Regions from separate parts of the Homo sapiens genome. Here region 1 is linked to region 2. The links are chromatin contacts, found by Hi-C in ENCODE. All regions are on one chromosome and are shown on one strand. Each heading gives the region's core, a stretch centred on a gene start or an enhancer-like site at or near the end of the contact. The rest is flanking DNA. Distances are from core to core; before and after follow the strand shown. Region 1 overlaps PUDP (pseudouridine 5'-phosphatase). Region 2 overlaps STS (steroid sulfatase).

The links. Hi-C counts contacts between places; a loop is a spot of excess contacts on that map. Pooled maps may share reads with other maps.
Region 1: a map with no recorded cell type shows a loop between it and region 2 (14-fold over the local background). The contact joins two enhancer-like sites. A Hi-C loop is called at or near these places in 17 of 37 single-sample maps with no recorded cell type and 5 of 50 pooled maps.

What each region holds. Positions count from the first base shown.
Region 1 is chrX:7,082,734-7,085,433 of GRCh38, reverse strand. All of the region lies in intron 2 of PUDP (pseudouridine 5'-phosphatase), which reads left to right. Among named protein-coding and RNA genes, the nearest start is that of STS, 64 kb to the left of the region's middle. RefSeq lists enhancers at 2,105-2,174, 2,294-2,700. Within about 2 kb of position 1,378, at least 9 of the 41 ENCODE cell types and tissues checked have a DNase peak (open chromatin) inside an H3K27ac peak, as active enhancers do.
Region 2 is chrX:7,260,493-7,263,192 of GRCh38, reverse strand. All of the region lies in intron 6 of STS (steroid sulfatase), which reads right to left. Among named protein-coding and RNA genes, the nearest start is that of PUDP, 110 kb to the right of the region's middle. Within about 2 kb of position 1,377, at least 2 of the 41 ENCODE cell types and tissues checked have a DNase peak (open chromatin) inside an H3K27ac peak, as active enhancers do.

The DNA.
Region 1 (2,700 bases), core at 129-2,628, 180 kb after region 2:
GGCCCCTGACTGTCCATTGATGACCGAAGGCTCGTGGACTTGCCAAGTTGCCCACGTAAAACCCAGGGTTCAGAGAGCGAGACAAGTCCTTGCATTGTGAAGTGCCAACAATTCTAGTATTCCAAAGCTCAGTGTTGTTCAGAACATGGTACCCTTGTGAGATCACGTGTGACATTTGTGAAGAACCTGGAACTGATGTTTCCTTAGGAAGCCTCGCAACAGTAAGTGCTTTCAGCTCGCTCAAGGAACTTCAAGTAGGCAAGAAATAAGAATGGAAACCCTGCATTACTCCATCAGATCTTGAAAGTTTTCTCTTGGATAAATGTGCCTGTCAATCACATCGAATCTTATCCCCTGCCTCCATGTGCTATACCACAACAGCGACGTCTGCTGGACCGTGTGTGCTCTCTGGGTACACATTTTCCAGGAGGCAGCATCTTATTAGAGAGTAACAGGTCTGTCTTGTGTAAAGGAGAATGCTAACCGCTTCATGAGAAGGCTCCCCACCATGAACTCGGATAACCGGATGCTATTTTTTTAACTTATTTATTTTTTAATTGACAAATAGAAATCGTATATAGTTATCACACACAACGTGTTTTGAAGTATGTATACATTGTGGAGTGGCTGCGTCAAGGTAATGAACACATGCATCATCTCACTTTCTCATCATGTTTTGTGGGGAGAACACTTAAAATCTAGAATCTGAGTGATTTTCACATAGCCAAATGTTATTTTTAATGACCTTTGCCTTAATTGTCCATTCAATATCGGTCATAGATATTTATTGAGGGCCCAGCATGTGCCAGCCAAGCGTGGCCTCCTAATTGGAAACACAAACCCTGAGAAACTCTGAGCATTGTTGTGTAGTGCAGGGGCCATCCTCACACCCCCACAGCCAGCATTCAGCTTGCTTCATAAGCCATGGATGGAGTCAAAGGAAAACTAGCTCACCTTCCCACTATGTATCTGAAATCACTTTCTATTCCATGCTGCACACATGTACTGCAAGGAAAAGGAATGATTCCTGCCCCCACCACTGCCTTCCATTCCTAAGAACAGAGAGGATGGAGTACGAGGATGAGGAAAACAGACGGCAGGAAATAAGCAGTTTATTCACTGGATGTCTGCATGGGGTCTTGGGAGTGCAGAGGTTGTGACTCATTCTTGAGTGGAAGTTTCTAACCACATACATACAACCGCAATAACTGCAGCCAGCTGCTGGAGGTGTTGTGGTGAATCCCAGCGGGTTACAAGGGTGTGAGAAGCCTGGTAAAGTTTCCAGGAAGTGAAAGCACATGAGCTATGTCTTCACCCGCAAAGATGCAGGTAACAGCTCAGATTCTGAGTCTTAGGAAGAGGATGGAGGCCGGAGGGTGACAGGGTTTCTCTGTAGTCCTCAGGAAGTGAAACTGCCTCACAGGAAATAAAGCAATATCAATCAGGCAGTTTCTTTCTGTGTATATTTGAATATTGTCAATGTTTTAAAAATCACGACGTATTTCTTTTTTTTTCCTTCTTTTTTTTTTTGTTGTTGTTGTTGTTGAGACAGTCTTTCTCTGTCGAGTGCAGTGGTGTGATCTCGGCTGACTGCAACCTCCGTCTCTTGAGTTCCAGTGATTCTCCTGCCTCAGCCTCTCGAGTAGCTGGGATTACAAGCATGTGCCTCCACGCCTGGCTAATTTTTGTGTTTTTAGTAGAGATGGGATTTCACCATGTTGGTCAGGCTGGTCTGCAACTCCTGACCTCAAGTAATCCGCCCACCTCGGCCTCCCAAAGTGCTGAGATTGTAGGCATGAGCCACCATGCCCAGCCAAACCGGACATATTTCTAAGGAACGAGAAAGAGCAGCCGTCTGTCCACCACCTGCCCCCCACAACTGTCTTGAACCGCATCCCAGACAGCTTGGTGTCGTAGCTGACATTGCCTGTGTCGGCCCTCCTCTCCTGATTTATTTTAATCCTCATATGTTCTTTCTTCTTCTGGGAATTGTTCTTTTCTAGCATTCTGTTTTTGTTTTAAGGACTCAGTAACTTATATGTCTTCATGAATACTAATTATTATCATGACTGTTGCTTCCTCGCCCACTTTTCTCTGGATTGTCATTTTTTTCTGGCAGATTCCTGTCTTCTGCCTGTTTGAGTCTTCTTCCACAAACACCTGGCAGTGTCTGTTCTGCTCATTCACATTCAAGAACAGAGCACCTGTGTGTTCATTTCCTGGGGCTGCTGCCACAAGATACTGAAAACTCAGCAACTTCTAATAACAGAAGTTGACTGTCTCCCAGTTCTGGAGACTGGAAGTCTGAAATCAAGGTGTCTCAGGGCCACACTCCCTCTGTAGGCTCTAGGGGAGGATCCTTCCTGCCTTTCCCAGCTCCTGGGGGCTCTAGGCATCCCTGGGCTTGTGGCCACATCACTTCAGTCTCTGCCTCCGTTTCCACGTGGCAAAGTGAGCTCATCTCAAGATTTTTAACTTAATTACATCTCCAAAGACCCTTTTTCTAAACAAGACAGAAGTACCATGGGTGAGGACTTCTGTTTGGGGGCTACCGTTCAACCCACTGCTCTCAGTCACACAAAGCTTTTGAAGCATAACACCTGCTGTTCAGGCAGTTGCAAAAGTAGCCCCTAAGAAAGACAGCATGCCAAAGCACCTTCCCCATGGTGGGGTGGGGTGACGGGCCAGGCACCCTTAGGA
Region 2 (2,700 bases), core at 128-2,627:
AGAGGCTGAGGCAGGAGAATCACTGAAACCCGGGAGGGGGAGATTGCAGTGAGCCGAGATCGCACCACTGCACCCCAGCCTGGGCAACAGAGCGAGACTCTATCTCAAAAAAACAAAAAAGATACAAACGTACAGCTGCATAAGGCAGCTCCATTATAATCTCATGGGACTTCTGTCATATACGTGGTCCATTGTTGACCAAAATGTTATTATGCGGTACATGTCTGCAATCCAAATTTTTATAATAAAATAGCCCCTTTAGTTTACACCTATCTATAACCTTGGGCAAATTCCTTCAACCTCCACTCACATAGCTGTAATATCAATTCTTTTTTAAAATTCCAAGGCTGGTGTTGATTTTTCTCCTGGTGTGCCTACCTTTTTTACTTACAAATGTCTGTTAAATATTAATTTGCCTAGAGTCTGCACTAACTAGATGTTTGCTCACATGTTCTTTTATTCTTTTGTTGCAGAGTCTGCCCTTTCTCTCCAGCTGTTCATGAGATTTCCATGGGGCTTTATTAAATGTCAGCAATTTCCAAATGCAGTCCTCTGTTCCAGGTTCACCCAAGCACTGCAACTTTTATCCCTCTGACATACTTAGCTTCTCATAAAATTTCATCTGAAATATTCCTCAGCTTTAAAACAAATTTGAAAATCACTGTTTGCAGTAGGAAAATCACTGCTATATGTTCAGCAAGGCCGTTTCATTTTCTTCTTCCTGAAGACATGGGGAGACTGCCTCTTAGCCCCATGTCAAGTCAGGGTGGAGACATGGGGCCTGGTCTACATGCTGACCCCTGGGTCAGTGAAGTAACAAAAAGCCCCCAAGGGACCCTTCAACTCTTTTCTCCTGTGGACGCTACTGGGAAGGCCATCTATTGAGATGACAGAACCACAAGATATTAGCAACCTGGATCCCTGAGTCTCCTCATGGAGCAAAGCTTCCCTAGAGCATCACCCAACCAGCAATAGATTTTGCATGGGCAAGAAACAAATCTTCAAGTGTTAATCCACTGAGATTTTGTCAGTCTTCACTGACAAAAACAGAAACTGGCAGCAGAAGTTGGATGTTAACCAAAATAAAAACTTAAATTGTGTGGTGCTCCCTCAGCCGTTGGGCAGCTAGTACATAGAATACTCTCTGGAGCCAAGTCCCAGAGGCTGAAACTGAGAATACTTAAAATGACCAATGACCAGTTTATATATTTCACAGTTCAATGACAATTTAGATTTTAACAAAATCTGTCAAAACTGAGAGGCGGTGTGAACTATAAGAACTAATCATTCTATTTGTGTCTCATTTTTAGAAGGAGGAAGTGATACTATCAATTGCAACTTTTGTGTAAGTCACTTCGTAGTCTGTTCAGACACCCAAACCATATGTGGGCTTCTGTCAGAGTTGATGAAACACTTTTGTGATACCAGAGAGATATACTAAAATACACCCTATGATTTATCTATTGCATAATCCGTGATGTTGTGGGTAGCAGGACACTGTTGTACCTCCAGGTGAATGGGTTGCTCCTATGCTGTTTCATAACTGGAAGAAGAGAGTGAGGAGAACCACTGCCCATTCCCAACCTCCAGTAAAGCATCAACTCCAGGCACACAAGATCTGGACAGAGGAACACAACATCTTCCATGTGAGGAAATGACAACATAATTTTCATAGAGTACGTTACCTTTTACCTTTCTCACCAGCCCTAACTTATGTAGCTTCCACATACCTTAACTATGTATTCTCTTCTTAGGCTGAGCATATTTGCTTGTTTTTAAATTAAATCCCTAATATAGTTTCCCTTCATCACAATAACTTCCTTTTCATTGTCATTCATTGTTCAATCCAGAGATTGATTTTACAATTTTGTGTCATGCAATTAATTGGATGACAAACCAATATTACCTATATTTCCTCTGTCTCCTTTATAATTTTTAAATCACCCTCCCAACTCTCTTTTACATCTCTCATAGAGTTTAAGTCACCATAAAGACCAAACGTCTGATTTTCAGATGAACTTTCCATTTCTCTTTAGAGTCCTGTTCTCCACAGTTACAAGTGGAACAAAATACTTTTATTTGCTTGTTTTGAATAGCAAGTGTTTTTGACATAGCCTCTATATAATATCTACTTAATTATATCTACTTATGCTCTCTATATTATGTATTATAATATAGATATATATTATACCTACCTATGTAATTCAGGAATGCTGTCTGCTCCACTGTTGATGGTTATTCCATTTACAGATTGCAATCCCCAAAACTATAAACTCAATGGGACCTGACAGACCCAAGAGACATCATTCACTTCACCCAGTTTACTCACAGAGGTTTTTGTTTTGTTTTGTTTGCTCAGAGATTAATCCAAAATATTTTGGATCTTTCCACATTGTTTATATCACAAGGACAACCTATAAACTAAACATAAGCCATTATCTTGCCTCTCTTGATGGCCACATTTGAAAATTAAAGACCAGTGGGGCTGGGTACTGTGGCTCACACCTGTAATCCCAGCACTTTGGGAGGCCGAGGTGGGTGGATCACCTGAGGTCAGGAGTTCAAAATGCAGACTGACCAAGTTTGTGAAACCCTGTCTCTACTAAAAATAGAAAAAAAATTAGCCAGGCATGGTGGCAGGCACCTGTAATCCCAGCTACTCAGAAGGCTAAGGCAGGAGAATCACTTGAACCTGGGAGG